2 separate regions of the Homo sapiens genome follow, and region 1 is linked to region 2. The links are chromatin loops, found by intact Hi-C in ENCODE. Cell type or tissue: natural killer cell. All regions are shown on one strand. Region 1 overlaps CBX1 (chromobox 1). Region 2 holds the start of HOXB9 (homeobox B9).

Evidence for each region. A loop is a pair of places that touch in the nucleus more often than their neighbours do. Peaks named below come from ENCODE experiments on the same cell type or tissue, not always from the same donor. Only the 100,000 strongest peaks of a DNase experiment are listed, where the experiment ranks them.
Region 1: a loop joins it to region 2, with 4 times the contacts of the local background. A loop is called at or near these places in 7 of 110 quality-filtered maps.

Annotation. Positions count from the first base shown.
Region 1 is chr17:48,077,506-48,082,505 of GRCh38, forward strand. The region is part of intron 1 of CBX1 (chromobox 1); the gene reads right to left. Among named protein-coding and RNA genes, the nearest start is that of CBX1, 21 kb to the right of the region's middle. In natural killer cell, a CTCF peak has its summit at 2,899 (motif pointing right); a DNase peak (open chromatin) is centred at 2,886.
Region 2 is chr17:48,622,325-48,627,324 of GRCh38, forward strand. HOXB9 (homeobox B9) reads right to left here and starts at 4,034. Exons shown (of 2, transcript NM_024017.5): 1 at 3,429-4,034; 2 at 1-811. The coding sequence starts at 3,945. The coding sequence ends at 576. RefSeq lists an enhancer at 2,887-3,564 and a silencer at 4,975-5,000. In natural killer cell, no CTCF peak of the experiment used is centred here; DNase peaks (open chromatin) are centred at 2,827, 3,787 and 4,317; H3K4me3 peaks cover 1,107 bases; H3K27me3 peaks cover 3,105 bases.

The DNA of each region.
Region 1 (5,000 bases), 540 kb before region 2:
TCTCGAACTCCTGACCTCAGGTGATCCACCTGCCTCGGCCTCCCAAAGTGTTGGAATTACAGGCATGAGCCACCACGCCTGGCCTTCACAGCAAACTTCTTTATTCTTGTGTATCCATTTAAAACTTTTATACCCATTCTTGGTAATTTTAAAAGGCTCCCAATACTCCTTTTACCATAAAGCATGGTAGCTAGGGCCAGGCGTGCAGGCTCACATCTGCAATCCCAGCATTTTGGAAGGCCCAAGTGGGAGAATTCCTGAAGCCCAGTAGTGTGTGACCAGCCTAGGCAACACAGCAAGACTCCATCTTCACAAAAAAACCGTTGTAAAAGAGCACGGTAGCTAAAATATTGCATTAAATTGAAAGGCTGGGTGCAGTGGCTCACACCTATAATTCTAGCACTTTGGGAGGCCGAGGCGGGCAGATCACCTGAGGTCAGGGGTTCAAGACCATCCTGGCCAACATGGCGAGACCCTGTCCCTACTAAAAATACAAAAATTAGCCAGTCGTGAGCCAAGATCGCACGACTGTACTCCAGCCTGGGCAACAGAGTGAGACACTGTCTCAAAAAAAAAAGAAAAGCAGTCCTCCTAAAAATGTGCACATATCAATAAAACTTACATATTACTCTCTGACTCATACTTTCTCCTATTCCAAGTTTTCCTTTTCATCAAAGTACTGGATTTGAATTTGTTTTTTTTTTTTGAGATGGAGTCTTGCTCTGCCCCCAGGCTGGAGTGCAGTGGTGCAATCTCAGCTCACTGCAAGCTCCGCCTCCTGGGTTCACACCATTTTCCTGCCTCAGCCTCCTGAGTAGCTGTGACTACCGGCGCCCGCCACCACGCCCAGCTAATTTTTTGTATTTTTAGTAGAGACGGGGTTTCACCATGTTAGCCAGGATGGTCTCGATCTCCTGACCTCATGATCCGCCTGCCTCGGCCTCCCAAAGTGCTGGGATTACAGAGCTGAGCCACCATGCCCAGTCTGTTTTTGTCTTTTTGAGACGGAGTCTCAACTCTGTGAGCTGGGCTGGAGTGCAATGGTGTGATCTCAATTTACTGCAACCTCTGCCTCCCGGGTTCAAGCGATTCTCCTGCCTCCACCTCCCGAGTAGTTGGTTTTACAGGTGCCCGCCATTACGCCTGGCTAATTTCTATATTTTTAGAAGAGACGGGGTTTAACCACGTTGGCCAGGCTGGTCTTCAACTCCTGACCTCGTGATTTGCCTGCCTTGGCTTTCCAAAGTGCTGGGATTACAAGCGTGAGCCACCGTGCCTGGACTTTTTTTTTTTTTTTTTTTTTTGAGACGGAGTCTCACTCCAGCCCAGGCTGGAGTGCAGTGGCACAATCTCGGCTCACTGCAACCTCTGCCTCCCGGGTTCAAGTGATTCTCCTGTCTCAGCCTCCTGAGTAGCTGGGACTACAGGTGTGAGCTACCACGCCCGGCTAATTTTTGTATTTTTAGCAGAGACAGGGTTTCACCAACGTTGGTCAAGCTGCCAGGCTGGTCTCAAACTCGTGACTTCGTGATTCACCCGTGCTGGCCTCCCAAAGTGCTGGGATTACAGGCGTGAGCCACCGAACCCAGCTCCAGCCCCGGCCCCGCACCTCCCCCTCTTTGAGATGGAGTCTCACTCCAGCCGGGCTGGAGTGCAGTGGCACAGTCTTGGCTCACTGCAACCTCCGCCACCTGGGTTCAAGTGATTCTTTTGCCTCAGCCTCCTGAGTAGCTGGGACTACAGGTGTGTGCCACCATGCCCAGCTAGTTTTTGTTTTTTTAGTAGAGACAGGGATTCGCCATGTTGGCCAAGCTGGTCTCGAACTCCTGACCTCAAGTGATCCACCCGCCATGGCCTCCCAAAGTGCTGGGATTACAGGCATGAGCCACTGTGCCCAGCCATGTTCTCTTGTTCTTTATGCAGTCTTTTCTGAATTGAACTTACGATTCACAAATTTCTTGTTAACTTATTGTATTTAGTTTATTTTACAACTTTTTTTCTTTTTTGAGACAGTGTCTCACTCTATCACCTAGGATGGAATGCAGTGAAGTAATTATGGCTCATTGCAGCTTTGACCTCCTGGGCTCAAGTGATCCCGCTGCCTCAGTCTCCTGAGTAGCTGGAACCACAGGTGTGCGCCACCATGCCTGGCTAATTTTTTAAATTTTTAGTAGAGACAAGTTCTCAATATGTTGCCCAGGCTTGTTTCAAACTCCCAGGCTCAAGTGATCCTCCCACCTCAGCCTCCTACTGGGATTACAGACATAAGCCATCACACCTGGCCTCCAATTTATTTCTAAAAACTAAGGAAGAGTCATAAAAATGCCAGAATGATCATGAAATTCTCTAAACTGGAACCCTGTAAAAATTTGGAAAACAAGTGTGGGGAAAACAGAACTGTAGTTATCAAAGATAATAGAATCTGAGTTTACTCCTTTATAAAATACATCATCAAGCTAGGTAACATCTAAGGGTTTTTCCAGTGTTGAAATTTTAGTCCCTTATAAATCTATTTTATTTAGTCCTTCATCCAAATTTGACTTTTTTGGGGGAGGGGGACACAGTCTCCCTCTGTCGCCCAGGCTGCAGTGCAATGGTGCTATCTCGGCTCACCTACGCCTCTAGGGTTCAAGTGATTCTCATGCCTCAGCCTCCTGAGTAGCTAGGACTACAGGCACCTGCCACCAGGCCCAGTTGATTTTTGTATATTTAGTAGAGATGGGGTTTCAGCATGTTGGCCAGGCTGGTCTCGAACTCCTGACCTCAAGTGATCTGCCCGTTTTGGTTTCCCAAAACTCTGGAATTAACAGGCATGAGCTACCGTGCCCGGACCCAACTCTTTGACTTCTGACAGACTTAAAGCCTTATGATTACCAATTTTTGTCAGTAGATGGCACTGTATCAATGAAACAAAATTGATCAACAAAACTGGCCAAAGAATTACCTGGATGGCAGGTAATCCAAGACAAGGAAGAGTTACGTCTCCGCTTGAGTTTAAAATAATACCAATTTGAGGTTAAACTGGTTATTCCTAGCATCCTTAGGAAAGGAAGCTTACTTAGTGTAATCATTAAGTTTTCTAAACACTGTAAAACTGGCATGTATAGACAGAATGCACTTAGAGTCCATCTACAAGGCTGGGTGCGGTGGTTCACGCCTGTAATCCCAGCACTTTGGGAGACTGAGGCAGGCAGATCACAAGGTCAGGAGTTCGAGACCAGCTTGGCCAATATGGCGAAACCCCATCTCTACTAAAAGTATAAAAATTAGCTGGGTATGGTGGCGCTCGCCTGTAGTGCCAGCTACTCGGGAGGCTGAGGCAGGAGAATTGCTTGAACCCGGGAGGCGGAGGTTGCAGTGAGCCGAGATCGCGCCACTGCACTCCAGCCTGGTGACAGAGCGAGACTCCATCTCAAAAAAAAAAAAAAAAAAAAAAAAAAAAAAAAATATATATATATATATATATATATATATATATATATATATATAAAATTTGTCTTAGAAAAATAAATAGCATTTCTTTTTGAAAAGTTTAATCTATTTATTTGCTTATTTAGAGACCAGGTTATGAGACTGCCTAATTTTTGTATTTTCGGTAGAGAAGGGTTTTTGCCATGTTGCCAATGCTGGTCTTGAACCCCTGGGCTCAAGCGATCCACCTGCCTTGACCTCCCAAAGTGCTGGGATTACTGGCATGAGATCTGGCCAAAAAATAAAACAGCACTGACTATTATCCACCTGATCCTTCTGCTATGAGCCGAAAGGGTCAGCATAGCTTCTAACTGATCTCTACCTACTGCAAGCTTATCCTCCCTTTATCATTAATTAGCATGGCCTCAGAGAGGAACAGTCATAGAATGGCATAATTGTTAGGTAAAGAAAGCGCCCAAATGGGGAAATCTAAAGTAAAGCATTCTCATGACTTCGATCTTTACTCACTTTTATTTTTTGAGACAGAGTTTCGCTCTTGTCGCCCAGGCTGGAGTGCAATGGAGCACTCTCAGCTCACTGCAACCTTCACCTCCTGAGTTCAAGCGATTCTCCTGTCTCAGCCTCTCAAAGAGCTAGGATTACAGGCGCTCACCACCATGCCCAGCTAATTTTTTTAATACTCTTAGTAGAGACAAGATTTCACCATGTTGGCCAGGCTGGTCTCGAACTCCTGACCTCAGGTGATCTGCCTGCCTCGGCCTCCCAAAGTGCTGGGATTACAGGCCTAAGCCACTGAGCCTGGCCCTTTCCTTACTTTTTAAGTACTGTCTTAAGAGCAACTCAAATAAGAAGAATATAGAAAACAGATCCCCGCTTCTTCCTGAGCTTTCTTTACTGGCTCATCCCAGAGCATCTACATCCAGAGATACTGTATTACTGGAGATTCCCAGCCAGCCTTCCCAACGTGTTTTTTTGTTTACAATTAGTTCTCTAGGGTTTCAAGAAAGCTATTTGTCAAAATCAGTAGAGAGGTCAGGGCTCGGCAGCACACACCTGTAATTCCAGCACTTTGGAAGGCCTAGGCAGAAGGACTGCTTGAGCCCAGGAGTTTGAGACCAGCCTGGGCAACGTAGTGAGACCCCATCTCTACAAAAAATAATCAGCTGGGTGTGCTGGGAGGATCGCTTAAGCACAGGAGGTTGAGGCTGCTGTGAGCTGTGATTGTGCCACTGCACTCCAGCCTGGGTGAGGAAGCAAGACTGTCTTTAAAAAAATGATAAAGAGGCTGGGCGTGGTGGCTCACACCTGTAATCCCAGCACTTTGGGAGGCTGAGGTGGGCAGATCACGAGGTCAGGAGATCGAGCCCATCCTGGCTAACACGGTGAAACCCCATCTCTACTAAAAATACAAAAAATTAGCTGGGTGTGATGGCGGGCACCTGTAATCCCAGCCACTCGGGAGGCTGAGGCAGGAGAATGGCGTGAACTCGGGTAGCGGAGCTTGCAGTGAGCCGAGATCATGCCACTGCACTCCAGCCTGGGGGACAGAGCGAGACTCCATCTCAAAA
Region 2 (5,000 bases):
CCTCTAGACATCTCCCTGGTGGGTATTTGCATTAGGGGTAGAACCCGGGCTTGCCTGACAGTCTGAGGGCTGTTTTGCCAAATTTGGTGTGCGATGGTCTGCAACTGGAGTGTCACCTCACTTGACTGAATGGTGGTTGTGAGCTCACCCCATTACTGTGTGTGGATGTCTGCTGAGCTGTGTAGAGTTGGAGTGTCCCTGGGTGACTTTTGGGTGGGTGTAGAGAAGAAACAGGCAAGCTGGAAGTGAGGGGCTAGGACTTCCCAGAAAAATTACAGGGCATACTAGGAGCTTGACTGGGGTCTCTCTTTCCTTGTGGCCCATCACATTCTTAGGAACCAACTATTTCTATCTTCTAAATCAACAAAACTTTCTCCTGACACCTAGAGAGAAGAGAGAGACAGGTAAGGGCAAAGGAAAGGAGGGAGGTTCTAGGTGCAGATAAAGGACTTGGAAGAGAGACTCCCTTCCCCATTCACTTGAATACATCCCAGACAGCACTGGCTTTGCAGTCGTCACATAACTAAGAGTGAGATGGGGAAGAGCTAGGGAGGACTGGGGGTAATCTTTAATCTTTACTCTTTGCCCTGCTCCTTATTCATTTTCTTCATTTTCATCCGCCGGTTCTGAAACCAGATTTTGACTTGTCTCTCACTCAGATTGAGGAGTCTGGCCACTTCGTGCCTACGGTCCCTGGTGAGGTACATATTGAACAGAAACTCCTTCTCTAGCTCCAGCGTCTGGTATTTGGTGTAGGGACAGCGCTTTTTCCGGGAAGAGCGAGCGTGCAGCCAGTTGGCGGAGGGGTTGGCTGAAAGAGAAGCAGCGATAGAATCAAAGAAAGGAAGGGGGTGAAGGGCCCCAGATCAAGAGGGCACTCCCTTGGTCTCCACTCCCCATCTTGCACTGGAGAAGAGGCCACCTGGGTCTTCAAGCTCCCAGGAAGGGTGTCACAGATGGGCCAGCCATTGCTATAGACACCTCCAGGTGAGAGGCTGTGTGGAAAGGATGGAGCCAAACGTGGGCCCAGGCTTCCTCAGCACTTCCAAAGCTCTGCCTACATCAAGTTCCCTCTCAATTTTTCTCTACTTGGGTCCAAACTGCTTAGGACTCAGGTCAGAGTTCAGCATGGTTGAAGTCCCACCAGCAGCACTCCCAGGCTGACTAGGGGTGGGTGGCTGACCTGAAGGGTCCTGGCTCTAGGAGGTGAGAGGAGGAGTTGGGTGGGGAAGTGAGATGTCTGTTCAGTCACTGCATTTGGGGTGTCACTTCACCCCAAGAGACCTCTCAGCCCTTCAGTCCAGTCCCAATATCCCCTGCCTTGATCACAAACAAGCTTGTGTCTCTAGACCACATGGCAGCAGGCATGTGTGTCTGCGTAGAAATCTCCCCCCCTGCCACCACCACACACCACGAATATGGGTCTGCACTTAGAGCCACAAACAGCCAGCACACTCCAATTCACACGCAATGCAATTGCAACCATTTATCAACTCCAGCTTATGGACAGGGGAGCACTGGGGGCTCACAGATAACTTATGGTTGCAATAGTCTCTCTCCTTTTCAGCTCCTGCTCAGCTCACAGTTTGGTTAACGCAAGTGCAGGGAAATTAGGGAATAAAATTGCTCCAGTCCCAAGGTGGGGAGCCAGGGGTGATGTGGAGGTAAAAGGAAGCCCTTCACAGCACACCTAGCCTTAATTGATCCTATGTGGGGGCTGGAGGGGAGAAGAGGGTAACCGAGTGGAAGAGAGGAAACAAAAATATATACAGGCTTCTCTTCTTACCTTCTCTCCCCCTACTCTGGAACTCAAAAAAGTTGCCAAATAAAGCTAAGCCAATTAAAAATAACAGCCACCAGCTACTAGCTTCCTTCTCCCCAAGTGAAAAACACTGGATTTTTTTATATAAAAAATTTGGTTCATCCTACACTAAGTACCGTGTCTTACCAATTTGCAGCGCTATTTCCTTAATGTGATTGCCTGGGATGGGACCCGCAGCCGCATTAAATATGAAAGAGGGAAAAAACTGTTAATAATTGATCCTAGCCAAATGGCTGCCTTGCCATAATGGGCTTTTCAGGCAGAATTTGGGGGTTTAGGGTGGGGGATCTGTTTGGGAGTGTGCGGGGAGGGTTGGGGAAGAATGTGTTCCCTAAATGCCAGCTCTTAGGATTCCACCTGGCAGGTTGGAGGTGACAGGACCCTGCAAGGAATGGGGCTGCTCTTTACTCTCCAGCAGGCAAGGATGCTCTAAAGGGCCCTGGGGCCACTCCGTCAATGGGAAATCTAGCAGGGCAAGGAGAGACTAAAACATCCCTACTTCCCAAAAAGAGTAAGAAACGAGGACCTGATCCACCAGCCTGCGAGTCATTGTTTGAGGCTGAGTTCCCTCACCGATGAGCCCTTCTCAACCTTAAAAATAAATAATAGGAGAACCCTCTCTTCTCATCTAGTAGCACCTCCTGAAAATCAGCCAGACTTGGCGTTCTGGCCGGGGTGCTTTTGAGGAGTGGGAGGTGACGGGAAACTACCCACAAAGGGTAAAGTTCTCCGCCTCTCTGCAACTCTCTCTTCCCCCCACCCCTCCTCTCCCCGGGGTCCCTTCGAGATGCCCCGATATTCGGAAGCGATTCCCCGACTCCCCAAGAGGCGGACAGCCCGGGCTGGGGCTCGGGAGCCCCGCAGAGAGCAGCGGGGGACCGCAGAAAAGGAAGCGGTAGCCCCTGCGAGGACGCCGAGGAGGAGAGGGGCCACCGGAGGGAAGGCTCCCGGGGAGGGGCCGGCGCATCCGGGGAGGGGGCTCAGTCACCGCGTCCTGGGCTTCCCCCGCCCCTCCTGTCGCCGGTTGCGGACTCTGCGCGGCTACAGCGCGAGATCTGCTAGGAACAATCCTCCGCCAAGCTGTTGCATCGCAAATAAAATCCTAATGAGCTCCCTCCCCCTTCCCCTTGGCCGGCTTTTACGGTCTGCGCGTGGCGCGGGGAGCTCTGCCAGCCGCACGGCCCCGGGCAGCCCAGTGCGCTCCGGCCCTTGCCCTCGCCGGCTCTCGGCCTCGCTGGCCGCTGGCCCCGGCCCCCGCCAGCTCCTCTCCCGGCCGTCGCCGGTCTCTGGCCGGGCTTTCAGCTGGGGCCTCCGGGAGAGAGGGGGAAAGAGGGCCGAGAGAGCTGCAAGTCGATCCCCGAGCCCCTGTTCCCCGCAGGACTTGGAGAAGTGGGGGCAGCGCTCCTCTGGCGGCCTCAGTCTCCCCTTCTAGAGCACGCAGCTTTCCCCTTCCCTCCGTCTTTCCTTCCTCTCCCCTCCTCCTCCCGGCCCGCTCTCCGGCCACCGCCGCAGTTTCCCTTCACATTGTCCGCAGTTTATTGCCTTTCCCCTCCCCGCCCCCCTCCTGGCCTTCGGCCTGGGTATTTCCTCACTTTTTATAACTTACTTTGATCCGGCCTCTCTTTGTCCTCGCTTCCTTCGCAAATTTTATTGTCCCCGTAGCCGGGTCTTTGATTAGACAGCACGGCCTCCCTGCCCGCCGAAGTTTCCAAACTGTACTCGGGCGTGCCCTGTTTGAGCAGCTCCCCAGGCGCGCCCAGCAGCGGCTCCGCCTTCACCGCCGCCTGGCCCTGCCCCGGGGCCGCTTCGCCGCGCGGCGCCGGCTCCAGCCAGGTGCGGAGGTACCTGCTCTCGGCCGGCGGGACGCCCTGGGGCTGGATGTAAGGGTGGTAGACGGACGGCAGGCTCCCGGACGCGTGCGGGCTCAGCGGCGCCCAGGAGGCGCCGAACACCGGCGCTTTGGGCTGGAAGCTGCACGAGGGGAACTCCAGGTGCTCCGCGTGGCCCGGCTGCCGCGAGCTCGCGTACTGGCCAGAAGGAAACTTGGCTGGAGGCGCGTCCTCACTCTCGTGACTTATGATCGAGTCGACATAATAGCTGCTAAGCGTCCCAGAAATGGACATTCTCAGACATTATCCGGGCGCTTGCAGGGGGAAGGGAAGCGCTCGCGCGGCGGCGCCCAAGCAGGGAGAGGTGGCACCCGGACCGGTGTGAGGGCTTTCGGACGCGACCCCCCCAGCCCCCCACCCTCCCACCCCCACCCCCTGCTCAACTTCTCAGCCAACAAAGTACAGTGGAGCAGCCCGTCTCAGCTCTCCTTGCAAAATGATTGGTCAAAGTTTTTCCGACTGCCTGATAAAGCGTCAGCTCCGACATAAATCAATCGGGCGAGGGGGCTGCGCTCTCGCTGTCATCCGTCCGCACCGCACTCCATATCGAGGATGGATTGTTTTATGCTGATGCAATGTGCTATCACGTCAGGGCTCCGGCGGCCACGTAACCTCAGCCCCAGCTACCGGCCGCCCGGTCCCCCCCTCCCGCTGCAGGAAGGGGGGCAGTTCTCAACATGGGGCGGCGGGGGCGGAGGAGAGGCGGAGGGAAGCGGCGGGCTGCCTTGGGAGGGACGCAGGCTGTAGAGCCCTCTCCCCAGGCGGGTCGGGGAGGGAGGGAGAGCAAGGGCGGAGGGAGGGAGAGAGCCCCAGCCCGGGGAGAAGCCATAGAGGCCCGAGAGGATACTGGAAGAGGAGGTGCTCCTGTCCCCCCACACACACCTCCACCCCGCAGGCCCTCATTTCCTCTTCTCTTTCCCCTTGACAAAAGATGTTTATTAAACAACAACAGCAGCAGCAATCCACAGGAGATGAAGTAAAATGATGAGGGGAAAAGTTGGGGATTTTAGGACGTTGTCCGCTTTGGAGGGGGCTCTCCTTGCACTCTTTGTAGAGATTTACATGACTGCGAGCTTCCCTGGGCCCCTCAGTAGCTGAGGGAGGAGGAGAGAGGTGAATAAAACGACTGAGTGTCCAAGAATCCACTATCTGTCCTGAAATTAGAAACTACTTGAGGTTAAAGGGATCCATCAGGTCCCGGAAACGTGAGCCTAGGAAAGAGTTTAATACAAGGAACCAGAGCGCCTTTACATTTATTGGGCCTTTCTCTGACTCTGGCCAGAAGGATG